2 separate regions of the Mus musculus genome follow, and region 2 is linked to region 1. The links are chromatin loops, found by intact Hi-C in ENCODE. Cell type or tissue: left cerebral cortex. All regions are shown on one strand. Each heading gives the region's core, and the rest is flanking DNA. Links, peaks and the distances in the headings are about the cores only.

Region 1 (10,200 bases), core at 1,727-6,726:
AACATCATGAGTTCCTGTGGTATCCAAACTGTGAGTGACAGGGCCTGGGAACTTGTGACCATCTGAGGGTATGACCAGGCACGCATGAGCTGTCACTGCTACCTGGAGACTGGTTAGTGGCGGGCTTTATTAGTGATTAACAGGTCAAGACGGTTCAACAAAGGACAACCAGAGAGATTCTGCCCAGAAACAAGGGAACCAACTGTGTGTGTGTGTCCCTGAAGGAGGGAGGAGAGGAACAAGACCCATAAATACTGCTGAGTGTCAGCTGCTCCATTCCTGTGGCCTTATCTCCCATCTCCACAAATACTTTAAGGACAGGTGGCTCAAAATATTACCGTCGCTAAGCTAGTTTTATAGAAGAGAAGTCTCGGCAAAGGCCCTGGTGTAAGCAACATAATCCACCTGTTCCAAGAAAGAATCACATGATAATTTTGTGTTCTTGGTCCCTGCTCTTTAAATGATGGTAAAAATACCAACCAAGATACTGGTCGCCTGACCTATCCTCAAAGCTGGAGGTTAATGCTGTCTGTATATATTTCTTCTTTGCTTAAATCCCCTCGATCTCTTCTTTTCAGGACTAGGAAACTTGCAAAGCCCCCCAGTGGTGTGCTCTTAAGTCACTGCAACCCTATGTCTGGCTCCATGGCCCCACACTGGCTAGTCCTCCTGGCTTTTCTTTCTACAAACACAAAAATCTAGATAACTGAAATCATTTTTATGGCATATTTAGAAGTAAGTTTACACTATATCGGAATGACTTGGCTACTTAAGAAGTAGCGTTAGGAGGAAGAAACATGCAATTAATTATATAGAATGGCCACCATTGAAAAATAGTAAGACTCCACTTAATATCTTCAGTAATTTCCCTCTCTAGTAAAACTCTAAATTCTAAGAGGCTATCCTGGTGGCTCATACCTGTAATCACAGCACCCAGGAGGCTGAGGGAAGATCACTGGGAGTATTGAGGCCAGCCTGGGCTACATAGTAAATTCAAGACCCTGTCTCAGAAACACCAAAAACTAAAGTCTGACTTCTGAAGAAATGAGTCCTAACTGTTCTGGGGAGCGGCCATCAAACAAAACAAACCAACGGGTACAGCTGGACCTGTGGTGTGCGTAATGTAGGCTGTGGCGTATGTGACGTAGTGCACGTAACTGAAGATTACCCCAAACTTGCAAATGCCCATGTGCCACTGAGAATGTCTCTTGGTTTTCTGCCTACAGTTCACGGCTTTAAAAATGGGAGAGACAGCTGTTCCTGGGACAGTGACATTAATTTAGAGAGATTTGTAGAACATTAACTTTCTTTTAGACGTCTTTTTGCCAGGAAAAAAAAAAAAGAAAAAGAAAAGAAAAGAAAAAAGTCCATAATCAAACATCTGCTCTCAGAATTAATCTTAATAGGCCTTAAAAGCCTCATTTGGGATTTTTGTGCCGTGTTCTTGCAACACAAGTGAACTTTTGCACCGGGAACAGAGCCATTGGAAATCACAAGTGTTCTGCTTTTCTTTTTAATTGTTTAAGTGGCGAGCCATTGTTACACGACTTTTATAGATGCTCTTCTTTAACTGTGCCCAGCTTGAAGACTCTAAGACACTTCAGAGACTCATCTCCCCAGCCTCAGAAAGGCTTAAGTGTTTATATCTGGCTGGACCGGTCACTGCTGCTTTGGTAAGGTGAAGTCTGCCTCCCACAGAGCTCCTGCACTGAGATGGCCACCTTCAGCTCTCAGCGTCCCCGGGCTAGGTGACCTCATCCCAGTCACATGACCTCACCTCCCTGGGTGCTGAGTGCTGAGATGTCTGATTCTACGCCCCATGGCTATAAAATGAAAGATATTGTTCAAGTCACACATATTATAAAAGAATTTATTAAGAAAAGCTTTCTTTGTGCTGGGGCAGTGATTCGGCTGGTAAATCTGAGCTTCAGCACGCAGGGCCCATGGTTTGGTTTTATTTTATTTTGTTTTGTTATTTTGTTTTTTAAAAGCCATGAGAGGGTAGGGTTGGCAAACCTGCTCAGTGAGTGAAGGCACCTGCCACCCACCCAGATGACCTGAGTTTCACCTCTGTGACCCACTCTATGGAAGGACAGAACTGACTCCCGAAAAGTTGTTCTTTGGCCTAATGGAGGCTCCTGAAGAACAGAGCCTGCATCTGTCCACTCACAGACACACGAGAGATGGGTGTAGAGGAAGCGAGGGAGGAAGGAAGAACATTTGAAAAAGACCCCAAGTTTGCAAGTAGACCCTACCTCTCATCAGCCTGGTGCTTCACACAGATCTAATCCCAAAGCTTCCACTCACGGAATGAGGGGAGTCCTTGTGCCGGTCTGGCAGTTTCTCAAGACCGAAGCAGCACCCAGCAGAGAAGGGAACCCTCTTCAGTGCCAACCCCCCCACCCCCAGCTTCCCAAGGCAGGACTTACCTCTTTAGAGATCCCTCCAGACAAACTCGCCCTGTGGCAAGCTCTGCCATGTGTCTGCACAGGCCCAACTCAAATCCTGAAGAAGGCAAAATCCACTTTGCTCTAGCGCCCTGTCCTCTGAACTCTACTGCCCTGCATTGCCTACAGCCTCAGGTCCTACTGTTGTCAATGGGCACCCAAGGCACCGGGCCCTGGTGACAGTTCCCACTCAGTCTGGATACCCCAACATATCAGCTACCTCTCCTGATATGTCTACCTTTCAAAGGTAGCTTGCTGAGGATCACTGACTTCCAGTCTCTAGTCCCTAGGACACTGAGACACACACCCCCTCCCAGGACACTTGAGCACTCATTCCGTCAGGAACCAGGATCTGGGCACACGTGAGTTGCTCCTGTAGTCGGTGAGTACAGAAGTAACTGAGCAAGAGGCCAGATTCTACAATGGAGAACCAAGGCATGGCAGAGCCATTGTGAAGGCCGAGTTGATGCTGAGGGCTCCAGTACCAAAGCCAAGAGGCCCAATCTCCCCACCACACGAAGACCATTCCAGACATTCATACAACAACAACCAGGTTCGGGTGTGAGAGGCCAATGTGGAGCAGCAGAGACTAAAACTAAATCAAGCCAGGCATAATGACGCACATTAATGATCCTTGCACAGGGAGGACTGAGATAGGAACAGGTGCATGGGGCTAGCCTGAGCTACATTAGCAAGACTGTGTCTCAAAAAGGGAAAAAAGTCAAAGATGTTATATTTCTCTCCGTGCTTCCATCACATGTATTCTAAGTGGAGATCCAGGGAAACTGCTATTTAACAAGGTAATCCATCTAGTCTTTCATTTGACCCGTCATCTGACTTAATATAATATTTGTATTAATTCTTTGAGAATTTCATATATGCTTACAAAGTATTTTGATCATATTTATTTCCCCCTACCCCCAACTCCTTTTCCTAACTCCCTCTAGATTCACCATTTTCCTTTCCACCCCACCCCCAACTTCCTGTGTACCAGTGACTTTAAATAAACAAAACCCAGATCGGGTAAGTAAGATGGCTCAACACCAAGCCTGATCAACCAGGGTTCCATTCCCAGGGAAGAAGGAAAGAGACGACTCCTGTAAGTTGTCCTCTGACCCCTGCACAAGCCTCATGAGATGCATGGGCACCTGCATAAATGAACAATCACAACTTCTTTTGTTAATGTATCTGAGCCTGGTAGTAAACACCTGCAATCCCAGATCACGGAAGGTGGAGGCAGATAGGTCAGGAGTTCAAGGTCATCTTTGGCTAGATTGTGATTTCCAAGCCGATGTGGTACACAGGGAGTTGGGGGTGGGGTGGAAAGGAAAATGGTGAACCTAGAGGGAGTTAGGAAAAGGAGTTGGGGGTAGGGGGAAATAAATATGATCAAAATACTTTGTAAGCATGTATAAAATTCTCAAAGAATTAATACAAATATATTAAGTCAGATGACGGGTCTCTGAAAAAATAAAAATCTGAATATAGATAATGGATTTCTGCAAAGGCAGCTTTAAAATCAGCAGATACAGGCTAGAACTGTGCCCCTGGCATTGGCTGCTGACTTCTTGCTAAATGCAAACAGCTTTTCTGGGGTCTCTTTCTTTTCTCTCAGAGGAATTTCCGTACAGCCCAAGTGACATCATCCTATTTAAAGGTTCATCTCAGCCCACAGGACAGGACGACTATTCCCACACTTATGCCCACACTGCAAGCGCCAAGTGGGGGTGTGTGGGCAAAATACACACACACACACACACACACACAGAGGAGTATGCAGCCCACCCTGCTTGCATTCTCCAGTTAGTATTTCTGCCACAAAGCCTCGACTTGGGAAATTTTAACAGATTCGTAGGTATTTCATGTGTTCCAATAAATCTAGAGCTAAATCCTGCCTGAGCAGTCCGTCAGTACTAAACCAATGAAAACATTTGGCACCAGAGAATCCTTCCTCAACCCCCACCCCCACCCCCATCCCAGGGCCTTCCTCCCTCTTTCACTGGGTTTCGGGTGGGATCCATCTTGCTGGCTGCTGCCCACTAGGTGCCAAGCCACAGAGGTCTGTAACAGGTACAGAAAAAAAGAAGGCAGGAAAGCTTAGCTCCTCCGCTGCGTGCGGGGGCAGCCCGAAGAGATTCAATTCAGGGAAGGTCTAATCAGTTTGGTTTCAAGTCCACTGTTCGGCAAAAGCCCCGGAATGCTAATTGGAAAGTAACCTTGGAAACCGGAGCCTGGTACCCAGCGAATGTTGTACAAATGTGGCTGGACCTCCGAAGGGCACGTCCAGGGCAGCATTTCACAGGCTCCAGGCGCCTTTGTGTGGGAGATTTTATTTTCCACATTTATCTCTGTAAACCCTCTCTGTCGGCTGTCACCTACTGAATATGTCAAAGTCCCCAGAAGATGGGATATGGTTTGTCCATTGCTGCGACATCTCCCAGCCTGTTCCTAAAATACGGAAGCCACAAAACAGAGTGCCTGCAAAGCAGAAGTGTCTCGGATGATGGGGGAGGGGACTGCCCCTCTGTGGCTGTGTGGATAATGATGTGGTTATGAGGAAGCCTAGTATTCTGTGGCTCTCAGTGTGTCTGTCACTGAGGCCTGGGATACGGCCTGACATGCAAAGCTTATGCTGTGTGTCCTCTATGAGTTTGAGCAGGTCCCCCAAATTTCATCTCAGTAACATGACAGAAATCATTTAGGATCCCGGGGAGAAAAAAAAAATTGATTAGTCTCAAGAACTATGAAACCATTTCTGCTTGACCCCAGAATCCTGAAGGAGTCAGGATGCTCCTCCTTAGGAAAAACAAAAACAAAAACAAAAAACAAAGAACAAAAGTGCAGTAAACTGTAGCTCCGGGAGAGGAGACTTCCGCCTCTCAGAGGCTCAGAGATACACATTCTGAATAAGAGAAGAGTCTTTTCTATTCACAGCGATTCTGTGCTGAATAGAGATTATGTAAGTGCTTGAAAATAGCTGTTTTAAAAGACAACTGCAGATTAAAACTTCCTGACTTTGACATCTCATCATACCGAGTTGTTTATGAAAATAAGATTATGCTGTGCTCATTAGCATTTGGCACTTATATAAGGTTTCAATCCTTGTGTTTGGTACGGAAAACACACAAACTACTCTATCTCCCCCAGTTTCTTAGTTTCCTATTACATCATATTTTGAGACAGGGTCTTACTGGGCAGACCAAACTTACCTCGATATGAAAAGCCCAGGATTGTCTGAAACTAGTCATTCCCCTGCCGCAGACTCTCAGTAGCAAAATGCCTGGAATGTCCCACTCCCCTTAGGTCTGCCGCTTTAAAATTTAATTGGCTTTTAATTCCTTTTCATAGGTATATAGCTATATGTCGGTGCTTATAAATATTAATATGAAGAAGAGAGGTCTCAATGCTTAAGAGAGACTCCCTGCTCTCCCAGAGGACCTGAGTTTGATTCCTATCGCCCATGTCAAGCAGTTCACAATTGACTACAACTCCAGATTCAAGGAAACTTACTTACATTAGCTGACAGAAGCTGAAAGAGCAGTCAGTGCTCTTACCCACTGAGCCATCTCTCCAGCCCTGGGTTTCATTCTTATCCAGAGCCTTGGACATGAACATGGGCCTGTGGATATTTGTATGCTGATGACTTTGCAGTGAGATTTCTAAACATGCAGGACCCACCCAACAGACTGTGTGTTCCCAAGAACACACCCCCTGATCCAGGACCTTCCAAAAGGCTCTCGATGCATGGCTATGCCTCCGGGACCCTGTTGGAGAGTCTTGAACCCCTGACAATCCCAGCCAGAGCTCTGGTCTCAGCAAAGCTCCCATCTTCTGTCTCCCACAGGGTCCTGTGGCATCCACAGCGTCAGCGTTTTCCATCCTCTCCTCTGGGCCTGGTCTCCCGCCACCACCTCCACCACCACCTCCTCCTGGGCCACCTCCACCCTTTGAGAATGAGGATAAAAAGGAGGAGCCCTCCCCTTCTCGCTCAGCTTTATTTGCCCAGCTCAATCAAGGAGAAGCCATCACTAAAGGTAAGAAAACAAATCCTGGAAACCAACCGACTCCCTCTCCCTTTGACTCTAGGCATATGGATTCTCCACAGCCTCAGGGAAATGTATGCCATTCCACCACCATCCTTAGGATACAGGGAGAAGGAGCTGCCTCTTGAGGTGAGAGCCCGGGTGCTCTCCAGCTCCAGGAACATAGGCTTCATTGGGCTGCAACACAGACCAGTAAGAACTCTGAGATTCCAGGTGCTCAGCTGACCAATGGTTGGTGCCTCCTTGGCCCCAGGGCTTCCCCACCAATCTCCAAAACCAAGTCATCAAGGGCAAATGACATAAAAATGGCAAATAGTACCTATCCTACCTCTTGGAAGGTCTACCATTGGACTACCTTTATCTTCATATGGCAAGTAGTTGGTTATTTGAATACAAATGTTTAACATTTATCAGGATCAAAAGTATACTCATGCTAGACAATATAGTCATGTGGCCAAAAAGGTCTATTGTGGGTATTTTTGTTTTGCACATTTAGTAAGATTGAGGCTATAGAGGTTGCTCCACATGGGGCTGGAAGCTAAGAACTCAAACCTTCACATTTATTCCTGGCTCAGACCTGTGCTGCTCATCGCTCTGAAACTCACTTTCGAAGTAAAGGGATGGGCTTCTAACTCTAAAGCTGATTTCAAACTCTGGAAAAAAAAATACTTTCTGGGGGTGGCATAGCATTCTAAACCATACTTAATTAATGATTTAGCTGTGTGTCAACCAGGCAGTCTTTAGGGGCTTAGATGGCTTGAGGAATTGTAGGGGTTTTTTTGATTGCTTTTTGCACAGTAGGGGTGTCATCTCTTTAAAAACAGGGTTCTTTGCCGTGTTCATTATTTTTCTTATGACTGTGACAAAATTCCTCATAAAAGCAACTCAAGGAATGATCTGTCTTGGCTCACAGTTTGAGAGGACACTGTCCATCCATCGATAGGGAAAGTCATGGTGGTGGCCGGCAGCACAGGACTGCTTGCTCCTATCATAGTGGGTCAAGAAGCAGGGGGCATGAACACTGGTACCCAGTTCATGCTCTCCCTTTACTTCAGGCTGAGGCCTCAGCCCATTGCATGGGTCATCCCTATTTGGGGAGAGGCTTCTCTGCTCAGTGATGAATCTACGCAAATTCTCTCACAGACACGCCCAGAGTTGTGTCTCCTAGGTGGTTGCAAACCCAGCTGAGTTGACCCTTCATCTTCTCACTTCTTGGTAAAACAGGAAGCAGACAGGAAGTGGACAGGAAGTGTTGGCCAGGCTATGGTATTTCAGGACCTGCAACCAGTGACTTAACTTCTTCCAGCGAGGATTCACCTTAAACTTGTGATCGAATCTAAAGGTTCTCCAACCCCGCAGAGGAGTGTCTTGATCTAGAGACCAAGTTTTCCATGGGCCTAGAGGGACATTTATATCCTAAAAATAATGCTCTTTAAACACACACACACACACACACACACACACACACACACACACACACACACACGGCGTTTCTTTCAGTCTAAACTTACACAGGATTCAGTCTCCGTATATGGACCTGAAACAATAGTTCTTACACACCTCACCAAAAGTTCTCCTGTACTTTATATGGTGGGCACTTATTTCCTTCTTCATAAGATGGGATGATTGTACCTACGCTGTGCCACCATCTGTTTTAGTTTCTTCTCTGTTGCTGTGACAACAGTGACTTCAAGGGAGAAGGGCTTCCAATCCCAGGTTACAGTCCATCCTTGTGGGGAAGTCAAGGCAGGCACCCGAAGCAACTAGTCACATCACAGTCAAGAGCAGAGAGAAGGTGAACACACGCATGCATAGTGTTCAGCTAGCTTTCCCTACTCTTATATACTCCAAGGCCCACAACCAGGGAAGGGTGCCGCCCATTTTCAAGCTGTTCTCATACCAGTCAAGACAATCCCCCACAGACATGGCCACAGGCCAACCTGACTTAGACACTTTCTTATTGAGATTCTCTCCCCAGAGCATCCTTCCTTAGGGTAAGTTGACAATTAAAACTGCCCTGCCTTCCTAGGGCTCCGGCATGTCACAGATGACAAGAAGACATACAAGAATCCCAGCCTGAGGGCTCAAGGACAGATTCGCTCTCCAACCAAAACTCACACGCCGAGCCCCACATCTCCAAAATCGAATTCTCCTCAGAAACATACTCCAGTGTTGGAGCTGGAAGGGAAGAAGTGGAGAGTGGTAAGTATAATCCTGTGACATGATTCGCCTCACTAAAACCATCTTCTAAACACCTCAGACCTCTTCCAAAAGACATGGGAACTTCCAAGTGAAACGTAAGATGCAAAAAAAAAAAAAAAAAAAAAAAAAAAAAAGATGCCAAAATGAGAAACCAGGCACGTCTACAGTCTTGCATTCTTTTTTTTTTTTTTTTTTTTTTTTTTTTTAAAGTAGCTGCTATGGAGTCTTTCCTTCTACTTTGTAGAACTACTTTTGGTTTGGTTTGGTTAGGTTTTTTTGAGACAGTGTTTCTCTGTGTCACCCTGGATGTCCTTGAACTTGTTCCATAGATCAGGCTGTCCTCAAAGATCTGTCTGACTCTGCCTCCCGAGTGCTGGGAATAAAGGTGTGAACCACCACCACCTTGTTTAAAACTATTTTTTAACTGTGGTAAAAATGCACATAACATTCACCAGTAACTACTGTTTCGGTAACTATTTCATCTCAAATTGGGGTTTCTACCATGCCTTGGATCATTCGGTCACCAGATAAAAGATACACAACCTTTATATTTATAATAAGCCTTATTCAGCACGGGAGCTGGGCAGATATCCACCCTCTATGCTATCGTGTCTACTTCCCACAGAAGACCCAGAGTGAAAACTTGCTGTGTTCCCCGTGGGCTGCTCTCAACTCCAGCTGGCCAGGCCTCATGACCATGTTTTCATAACTCACTTACCCATGGCGACTTCTCCTCTCTCCACCTACTTCTCTCTCCCTGGTGTGATCTGCTTCCTCAGACCCCAAGCCCTGGAACCAAAAACCCTGCCTATCTCCTGTCCGGCTATAGGCTGTACACATCTTTGTTCACCAATGAGGGATAACTTGGGGTGGGGGGGGGGGGGGGTTGGACAAGGTTACATAGTATCACTTGGGTCTATGTGTGGCTTTTCTCATCCCTGGGCAACCAGGCCTTGTATTTAGCTTACAGCACATAGCAAAAGACCAAATCTCAAGAAAGCATCTTTAAGTGCACATCCCTGTGGTGCTGCTGGGTGTTTATACTGTTGGGTTTCCATCCCTGGCATTCACTGCAGGATATTCTTTATCTTGCAGAACTCAACCTGTTAGACAGTGGCTCCATTTCCTCCAGCCCTCCAGCCCCTAGCCACTGCCAGCGTGTTTCCTTCCTGTGAGCGTGACTACTGATTTGCAAACTTTTAAGGGAGGACTGGGGATCAGGGTGAGGAAGAAGCCCTCAACCAGTACTCCTGGGACTCTGGGCTGATAGTTCATAGCCTGAAGCCACCACTGCCACCCAGCATTCTAAGGGTTAATTATATAAGCATGCCAGGCGTGCTTTGGATATGGATGGTAGATGGAGTCCTCTACTGAATCAGGGAGCTCTCTTAAAGATTAAGGAGCAAAGTCCCTGGAAAAGCTGCCAAAGCCTGAGAAGACACTGGAGCAGCCCCATCTCCTGATGACCACAGCAGGGCCTGATGCAGCATCAAATGGACTGCCAGCAT
Region 2 (10,200 bases), core at 2,348-7,347, 91 kb before region 1:
TGACCAATAAGAAACTGGACTTAGAACCAAAACACCCTGGAAGTGCCAGCAGGCATCCTAACCACCAGGACCAACTTGTCTGTCTATGAAAAGTAAGCTGCCATTAGATACCCTGCTGGAATAGCAAATCAGGTCCTGGTAAAGAAAAGGTGTACTGTGGTAACTTTCGGGTACACGCAATAGGTTACAATATGACATTTTACACGTGTGCATATTGTTGTGTTTTACAGAAGAAAAAAGAAAAAAGTCAGGGATGTGTTTGATACAGGGACGGTATGGTGCAGAAGGGCATGTCTCTACAGGCCCATCCTGAGGCATTCCTTCCCCCGAGGTACCAGCCACACATGACAGTATAGTATTGAATAGTTAATTTAGGACATGGAAGGGGAGTTGAGGAGGTAGTAGAGACAGAGACACAGAACGAGGAGAGGAGGCTGGCCTTGAATAGGTGGAAGGGGGGAATGGGGAGAGAAGGAGCAGAGAGGGTAAGAGAGTAAGAGAGCTAAAGAGAGAGGAGAGGGCAAGCAGCCCCCTTTATAGTGAGTCAGGCATACCTGGCTGTTGCCAGGTAACTGTGGGGCAGAGCCTAGAAGAAATGCTAACACTGAGAGTGTCTTCACCATATCCATCCCTGGCTCTCTCGGCTTCTCCCACTCCTGCTGAGTCCATTTCTTCTCAACTAGTGCACCACCCCCCTTTTCTCCCTCCCTCCCCCTCTCGCTTTGGTGGCAGTTAATTTAATTAGCATTGTTTACAGGAGCGTGGGCAATGGGGTTTTTGCTAAACTATCCCCTGAGTGCTTTTCTTCTTCATTTTTAGTAATCGAGTTTAATTTAGCTTTTTGAATAAATAATGTATTTATTATTCCGTCAGCAAAAGCTTCTATGTGGGAGGGGCCGTGAGATGATGGGGCCGTGAGCAAAAGCATTTGCAGACAAGCTTAAGGGCCTGAGTTCAATCCCCGGGACCCGCATGTGGAAAGGAAGAACTGACTCTTAACGGTCCACTGAGTTCCACACTTGTGTAGTACAAGCACATGAGCACACATGCACACACACATGCGCGCGCGCGTGCGCACACACATGCACACACACACTGAAGAAATGAATAATACATTAAATTAATATAATTTTAGGAAAAGCTATGTGTTAAGGCACATTTCTGCCCTGCTACAAAGGTCTGAGTGAGTCTCCTAAAAGTTCTTGTAAGGGAAACTAAACTCCTCCATGTTGGGAGCGGGGGTATATTCCAGGGCAGAGGCTTGAGCAGAGGGGTCAGAGCCCTGGAGAATAAATCAAGGCTTCGTTCCCAGTTCTAGCTGAGAAGCAGGCTAGGATAGCACTGAGTGTCCTTGACCTTGGCTCTTCTGTGTCGCCCTGCCCTTGTGATCTTTGATGCCAACTGAAGCAGCAGAAAGTATCTGAGGGGAGGGTCTAGTCTAGTGGGAAAGAGTGTCCCGTCTGGGGGTTGGGGTGTCCAGGTACCAGAGTACACACGTAGAATGAGAAGATAGCTTGTGGGGCAGCTCTCTCTTTCTGCCATGTGGGTTCAGGGGAGGATCAAACTCGGGCCGTGAGGTTTGGAACGGCACAGAGCCATCTCTCCAGCCTTAGTTTTATGCCTTCCATGCAGTTTTCTTTCCCAGAACTTTGACATAGTGGTAATAGATGTTGATATTGGCTTATCTTCTTAATGACATGTATTAATTGTACACAGTAATGCATTTCGTAAGGTATTTTATTCACACGTGGAGTATGCTTTGACCACATCCACTCAGTCATTCCCCTTCCCCCCACTTCCTGTTTATCCTCTCCATTCCCCCAATTTTGCTTCTACTTTGATGACTTGTGTATGAATGATTTTATCTTCTAGAATAATCTAAGACCCACAAATAGAGAGAAAACACACAATATTTGCCCTTCCTGATTTTGACTTATTTAGTATGAGTTCCAGTTACATTCATCTTCCTGCAAACAGAGTAATTTCGTCCTTCATGATGGCTGAATGAAGTCCTACTGTGTGCATGACGTCATGTTTTCTTAGCCTTTCATCTGCTGATGAGCACCCAGGCCAGTTCTGGCTTGGCTCTTGTGACCCATCCCAATTATCTCTGCGGTGGGTTTCTTTGGGGCCGCTCACCTATGCAGGGGGCGGATAGCTGCCTTATACGGAGCTCCACTGTTAATCTTCTGAGGAAGATCCGCCATACTGATCTCTACAATGGCTGGAATAGACTGGTTCCCATTCGCACCAGCCTCTCTCCTGAGACATAAAAATATCTTCTCCCTTCATTTCCTCCCTGGCAGTTGCTGCGGTTTGTTTTTTTATCGATTTGGCTCTTCCAAAAACTGTGTACGTGTAAGGAGGCTGTGTGTGCATTTGTGATGCCGGCTTATCTTTAATGCTGGATGTTGAGTCTGGGCAGGGCTCATGCATGTTAGGTAAGTCCTCACCTCTGAATAATCACTTTTTAACATGGACTTGTTTATTTATGCGGGTGGGGGCGTGCAAGAGTGAGGAGGTCAGAGGACAACTTACAGTGTAGGTTTTTCTTCCTTCCACCACCTGAGTTCCAGGGATCGAGTTCAGGCCATCTGTCTTAGCAGCAGACCCCTTTGCCCACTGAACCATCTCGCCAAGACCCAGTATAATCATTGTTAGTGTCCAAATCCATGCCTTCTCTGTCTAAGCGACAATAGTATTAAAATCGGGTCAAAGGTTGGCTTGAGCATCCCTGGATGGAGACAAGCATATGACTTTTCTCTGTAGATGTTTAACATGATGGTTGATATTTACATAGCTCCTAATTCTGAGCCAGTCTTGTATTTCAGGGGACTAATTGCTCTGTGTTGCCTTCCAAATGTTTGACAAAGGGATACAGGAAGCTTTGGGAATCATAGGAGAGCTACCTTGTTTATCATAAAGTATGCAGTCTGGGCTTCCACATTGTACCCAGCCTGAAGATTGCAGCCAAGTGGGACTCGAAGAGCTTGGGATACTGAGGCAGGAAGGTCCAGAATTCAATGCTGGACTGGGCTAACTAGCAAGACCTGGAAAGGGGCTGGGAAGATGTAGACTTTGGAGCTTTACCATTACCATAGTATTAAATACTTAAGTCATTTTAAATCCCTTCTTTATGTTCAGGGCAGTTTAAACATACCATTTATTCTTACATCAAATCTCCTGTTCAAATAAAAAATGGTATTTTTTAGCATTGAGTTAAGGTGTAGCCTACAGATTTGAACTGTGTTACTTCCGTTTGTTTGTTTGTTTGTTTGTTTGTTTGTTTGAGTCCGGATTTCTCTGGGTAGCCCTGGCTGTTCTGGAATTCTCTGTGTAGACCAGGCTGGCCTTGAACTCAGAGATCCACCTGCCTCTGCCTTCCAAGTTCAGGAATTAAAGGCATGAGCAACTACTGCCTGGTAAATTGTCATTTTGGGAGGAGATGTCTTCAAATTAACTTTAAAGTAGCAATAACATTTTTTTTTTCTATTTTACGTCTTAACTAAATTTTCTGATTTTCAAACTAAAAAGTCGTACTAATGTGTAGGGACTGTGGTGAGCCCTGGTTCTTTTACTCCATTCACAACCCTTTTGGCCTATTCTGCTGAACTATGTTGGGAGAGGAAGAGCCTTCACAATGAACTCAGCCCGGCAGGCAGGACTGCTGTTAGTAAAGGATTGTTTGGGTGCAATTGAATTCTTTGGTTGAGTAAACCAAGCCAAGCTGAGTCCTCACCAGAACTGCAGAATCTGAGGGGAAATCTGCTCTCTGCAGAGCTGGCAATTCAGTAGGTGGAAAGTCACGGGCAGGGAGGGAGGGTCGGAAACAGGTTGCACTTCCAAACTGGCCATGTGTCTTTTTCACAGCGGGTTGGGGAATGGGGTGAGGTGCTTAGATCAGGTTCTGAAATCTCTGCAGCTTTGGGCCCTCATATAATGATGGATGCCACTAGGAGTCCTAGGAGAGAGTTATGGCCCTGGCTTTCCCAATCCTCTTTGAGTTCATTGGCTTAAGCAAACAGAGCAGCCAGCATATACAGGGATGGATTCAGAACAGGTCCAGGCGGGGTGTGTGTGTGTGTGTGTGTGTGTGTGTGTGTGTGTGTGTGTGTGTGTGTGTGTGTCTGAGAGAGAGAGAGAGAAAGAGAGAGGAGAGAGAGAGTTGATACCTCTTGAGTTGAATCTGGGAAGAAAGTAGACTAATGAATGAGTCCTGGATAAATGGAATCACTATGTAAAAGAACAGCATGTATGCATAGTTCAGTCCAGGTCGGAAGTTTATCGCAACATTATCTGCAGTGGTTGAGCTAGGGAAGCAACAAGGGTGTACAAGAACGGAGGAATGGACAAGAAAATGTAGCGGATGGAAACAGAGGGGGGTGGGGTAGATTTATTGCAGTCATAAAGAAGGAAGTAATTGGCAAGAAAATGGATGCAACTGTAAACATAATTGATAAATCAAGGCAGTTTTGTGAAAAATGAATGTGTTTTCTCACATTTGTGGTCCCTAGCTTTATGGAGATACATAAAATCATGCGTGCATATGTGTAGAAGCTGAACTGTCTGGGAGAATAAAAGGAACTAGTGGGAGGGGGAGGGACAGCGCAGGGGCAGAAGAGGGAGAGAGTGTAGAGAGAGTATACACAATGTACAGTGTACATTAGAAGCAGATGTCCTTATTTACACAGTGAGACCTCACAATGAATTTTTAACATCTTTATAAAAAGAAAGTCCTAGGCTGGAGAGATGGCTTAGTGGTTAAGAGCACTGACTGTTCTTCCAGATGTCCTGAGTTCAATTTTCAGCAACCACATGGTGGCTCACAACCATCTGTAATGGGATCTGAGGCCCTCTTCTGGTATGTCTGAAGACAGCTACAGTGTACCCATACACACACAAATGGAAAAAAAAAATCTTAAAAAAACAAAACAAAAAAGCCTCTCTGTGAGCCTTGGCTACCCTGGAACTAGCTCTGTAGACCAGGCTAGCCTTGAACTCACAGAGCTCCAGCTGCCCCTGCCTCCTGAGTACTGGGATCAAAGGTGTGAGCTACCACTGCCCGGCCACATCATTTTCCTAGAATTTTCTCCTCAAACATAGCCTCTCCCTGGGTTATTTTCTATCAGAAGTTAAGTCACACTGCCAAATACCACAAACTAAGTGTCCTGTCCCTTGCTGTCCCTTTTATGTCTCATCCTCCTCTCTTCTCTTTCCCCATATTTCTACAACAATGCCAATAATGGGAACATTTGCTTTGGGGGTTTTGTTTGGGTTTTTTTGTTTGTTTGTTTGTGTGTGTGTGTGTGTTTTTGGTTTATTTTGGGTTGGCTTCTTTTGTGTGTGAAACCAGGTTTCACGTTCCCTAACTTAGCCTGAGACTCAGTTGACAGCCGAGGGTTGCCTTGAACCTTTTTATTCTTTAATCTCAAACATTTTAACCCCCTGCCTCCACCTCCTGAGTGCTGGGATTGTGGGTGTATGCCCCTCCCTGGTTTATTGAGTGCTGGGCATTGAACCCGGCTTTGTGTATGCTGGGCACGCACTCTACAGAGTTCTGCCAAGCCAGAGTCCCTGCTTTGTTCTGTCTGGATTTCAGAATGATACAATCACGGGAGGACATTATGGCTTCATGCTCTGTCCTAAAATGCAGAGTTCTTTATATTCTAATTTTATTTAGACGATCTTGTTATGTCTACATGAAATATACACACCGTTCTCAAAAAAATTCCTCATAATGCCATATTTGGTACCTACAAGACACACAGTGTCTGTCAAACACGTGGGTGCCCAGTCCATGAATCTTTGATTTTAAGAGAAGTGTCTGCCGATCTGTTACCGTGCACATAGCAATGACAAACTTTGCCTCTCATCTTCACTATATTTTTCCCTTTCTAGTTGTAATTAAATAGTAGGTTAACAAAAAATTGGATTGTTTTTAAAACCTGACAGTTCACATGTGTATTCATAAATACGTTTTATGTATAAATATGTTTTTAACATAGTGTAAGTCAAATCCTTTTAAAACATCACATATATAATACCTTACTCATTGAACAGGATGTTCAATGAACTAAGAATTTCTCTCTCATGTGTGGTCCATGGGTAAATGTGTTCCCTTTCACTAAACTCTTTGAGGATGGGCCTTACTCTGTAACACAGGCTGGCCTTAAACTCATGACAAATCTCCTGCCTTGGCCCCCTAAGCGCTGGGAGTGCAGACCGGAGCCATTAGGCCTCTTGACGAATACTTGAGTTTTAGCTACTTTAGTTAGAGATTGTTCAGGCCCACTGGCTGAATGCTAGGGGTTATTGCAAGATTCAAGAAACAAATAGTTTTCTCCCAACCTCTCAGTTTCCAGAACTATGGCCACAAGAAATGAGTAACAAGCGTTTGCCAAACAATAGCATAAAAATTAATATCTAGGTGAATGAATCAAATTATTGATATGTAATTTAATCAGCGGATGAGTTGATTTGCTGGAGCTGATGATTTGAATTAAGCCGAGTCTAGACTAGCAGTCAGAAATAAATGACCAAGGCCAGATTTTTAAGGCATAAATTAGCAATAAAGTATTGAGAGAGAGAGAGAAACAGAGAAAGAGAAAGAGAGAGAGTTAGATTTTTGTATCTCTGTAGAAGTTTAACATACACACACACACCTATACTCTACACAGGCACACACACATATACACACGTACACACACACTGAATTTATCAACACTCTGACAATCTTTTAGCTAGCTCCCTCTATCTCTTTGCTCCTGTTTTGTTTTGTGGCTGTAGATAGGGAACAGTTGAAAAACTGGCTCTTAGGCAGCTTAAGAAAGCAAGACAAGAATTCTTAAGGAAGGAGTAAATCCACCAATTTACTGCCAGTTTTGGGAGGTAATCACTGGCAACCAGCTGAGCTCAGTCGGAGACAAGATACTTCTGTGACCCTGACTGTAAGTATTTCCAACTGAAGGTCAGAGTTATAAAAAGAAATCAAATTTTGTTTGGTTTCTCGGTTTGGCCTGGGGTTTGGCATGATAATCACACACGCACATACAGATACACACACACGCAATCAGTGTTCAAAAGCATAGCTATTAGACAAAAGCAAACACTGGAGCCCGGAAGCAAATGTTACAAAATTAAATTTTTAGCTAGGGGTTCCCTGTGTATTTCCAATAATCAAATCTCCCTGGCTTCATGAGACCATCGCTGCGTGTGTATTTCTATCATGGTAAACATCTAGGAGAGAATGGAAAAACCCAGTAGATTGTCTCAACACATCCAAATACGGATGTCTTAGACAACTCAGGAGTCATTTGTCACACTCCCTCATGGAAGCCACGGATGGTGTGTGCCAGGCCAGAGGCGGGGCTACCCTGTAAGCATTGTGCAGATGGCGTTGAGCTTTTAGGTGGGTACCAGAGCTGGAGGATGCTGAAGACTTCTACAGCAACCAAATGGGGTGATTTGAAGTGTCCTGGATTTAGTAATAGGAAAACAAAACAAAACAAAACAAAACAAACAAAAAACTGAGATTTTATTTGTCTGGTCTTCTTAAGTTTTTTTTTTTCTTCTGATGAGATATTTTAAGTTTTACAAATGCTCCTGTGATGGGTGATTAAAAGGAAAAACCCCATTTTCCAACAGCACTTTGGGTATGACAAAATGCTAGGAAGAAATCTCCTACGGTGTTTTCGGTTAAACGACAATAACATTGAGTGAAAAATGGCCATTTGTTATGAATGCTGATACCCAGGGGATTATTCACTTAATTAGAGAAAGGCAAAGATGCGGGGGGGGGGGGGGGGGCGGGGTAGTGTTCTGTGGAGAGTCTGACTGCTTTCTGCTGAATGCGAGCCTAGGCTCTCTCCGGCTTTCACTACCAGACTGGGCTCTCCCTTCTCTTTGTGAGGGCAGAGTCGCCATCTCTGATGCCTGGCAACCATTGTAAGGGGAATCTTGGAACTCCCAAGAGGGACAAGAGAGACAAGGGACGAGATTTTGAGAGTGGGATTAAAAAGAGTATGGGTGGGAGGTGATCTATGCTCGAAGAAAGATTTACCTCATTAAGAATAAAGTCCAGGAGGCTAGACTCTGGCCCGCCAACAGTAAGCATTCTTTGGAGGTAGGATTCCCAAAATCCTTTGCTTTCTGAATGTCCATGTCTTTACAAAGACATTTTATAACAAACCTTCGGGACTGCTATCACTAGAGGAAGAAAGGACTAGTTAGTTTTCAAACTGGATTGAAAAAAAAAAACTGGAGTCAGTATACCACTTGAGGGGCTATTTACTAAGGCCACCAACAGCAATACAAAGTAAAGAGAAACTTTACTTTGCACCAGGAAGGTTTCCTCACCCAGCACACATTGCTGGGCTGCAGACTGCCCTGTGCCTGGGTTATCTGTGGAACTGGCCAGCTGTCTTTATGGCAAAGGACTTTTCTTTTTCCTTCCTTTCTTTCTTTTTTTCCCCCAGTATTGTTTTTTTTCTCTCTTATTCAATTTTAAACATTTTTTATTTATTTCTATTTCATGTGCCTTGGTGTTTTGCCTGCATGTTGTTTATCTGTAAAACGGCGTCGGATTCCCTAGAACTGGAGTTACAAATAGCTGAGATCTGCCACATGATTGCTGGGAATTGAACCTGGCCTCTCTGGAAGAATAGCCAGTGCTCTTAACATGTACACATGTGCACCAGCATCACACACCAGGCACACAGGTACACATGTGCAGCAGCATCAAACACCAGACACACATGTTGAGCAGCAGCACATACCAGGCACACATGTACGCATGTGCTATAGCACCACACATCAGGAACAGATGTACACAGGTACAGTGCCATCACCCACCAGGCACACCTGTACATTGACATCATACACCCTCTGAGCCATCTCTCTAGCCCCACAAGGGGCTTTTCACAGTCAAGTATGTATGGTGGGATCTGAAATCCAATGCTGGTGGACCTGGTTGGTGAGTGAATAGTATCAGGTGCCTCCCTACATGTTCTAGCCACTGGATATCAACTTTATCTCCCTGTCTTGCATTTGCTTTTCTGTGTTAGTAAGACAGATGACTGTAAAGGGATCTAGCTTTTGTTGAGTCCTGAAGTGTGTCTGGTCACTGTGCAGTGCGATTGACAAACATTATTTAACGAGATCCTTGGGAGGAAGGATCTCCTAGGGTAGGTGGCTTTTAAGATAAACCAAGGACTCTCAGGAGGTTGGGTACCCTGCTGTGACCATGGGGCTCAGGCTGTGTGAATCTGAAGTTCGTGGTTTCCCACCCACATCTTCCTACTGAGCTCTTCGGTCATCATAAAGGCCCTTCCCCTTCTCTATAAGCAGCCACAGGCTTAATCCTTCATAACTTATTTGCTATTTAAGGACATCTATGAGATGGTGGGTAAGAATGTGACTTAAGGGGGGCTAGGGCGATGGCTCGGTTGGTTGAATGCTCATCTAGCAAGCATGATTTTGATACCCCTCATCCCCCCCCCCTCCACACACACACACACATATAAAAAGCCAAGTACTGTGATAGGCACTTGTAATCCTAGAGCAGGGGAAGTGGAGACAGGCAGGTCCCTGGGGCTTGCTGGCCAGACAGCCTAGCCTAATCAGAGTCCTGAGTCATAGTGAGAGACCTTGTCTCAAAATGCAAACTGGGCAGAGGCTGAGAAATGACACCTGAAGATGACCTTCGGCTTCCATGTGTGCACACATATGCATATGCACCTGCGTAAACATATGTGCATGCACAGAAAGAGAGAGAGAGAGAGAGAGAGAGAGAGAGAGAGAGAGAGAGAGAGAGAGAGAGGGAGAGGGAGGGAGAGGGAGGGAGGGAGGGAGGGAGGGAGGGAGGGAGGGAGACAGATATAGACAGATGGATGGATAGATAGACAGGCAGAAAGAGACAGCCAGATAATATGGTTTAAACAACACAAAGTGAAAGGATAATGCTTAGAGCCATAGGGCATTCTAGACGAAGTGTTTTATTGCCCCTGACTTTCCTTTGTGGTCTTAAAGCAGCCTAGCTGCTGTCTCTTACTTGTGTGGCCCCAAGAGCCATCAACCATGAAACTGTTGGTTACTTCCTATGTCAAAAGGATTGGTTTTAAGATGTTGATAAAGTATCTGGATTCCTTAAGTGTTAGGAAAACAAGGGAGAGAATTTGGAGAGGGTCCAAACTACACAACAAT

Evidence for each region. Peaks named below come from ENCODE experiments on the same cell type or tissue, not always from the same donor. Only the 100,000 strongest peaks of a DNase experiment are listed, where the experiment ranks them.
Region 2: it touches region 1 in a loop (2.3-fold over the local background); 1 of 42 quality-filtered maps calls a loop at or near these places.

Annotation. Positions count from the first base shown.
Region 1 is chr13:46,629,330-46,639,529 of GRCm38, forward strand. It overlaps Cap2 (CAP, adenylate cyclase-associated protein, 2 (yeast)), which reads left to right. Exons shown (of 13, transcript NM_026056.4): 8 at 6,292-6,481; 9 at 8,520-8,692. Among named protein-coding and RNA genes, the nearest start is that of Fam8a1, 35 kb to the right of the region's middle. In left cerebral cortex, for the core only: no CTCF peak of the experiment used is centred there; DNase peaks (open chromatin) are centred at 4,191, 4,671, 4,908 and 5,385; H3K4me3 peaks cover 266 bases; H3K27ac peaks cover 2,539 bases.
Region 2 is chr13:46,537,438-46,547,637 of GRCm38, forward strand. All of the region lies in intron 3 of Cap2 (CAP, adenylate cyclase-associated protein, 2 (yeast)), which reads left to right. Among named protein-coding and RNA genes, the nearest start is that of Cap2, 41 kb to the left of the region's middle. In left cerebral cortex, for the core only: a CTCF peak has its summit at 4,846 (motif pointing left); a DNase peak (open chromatin) is centred at 5,516.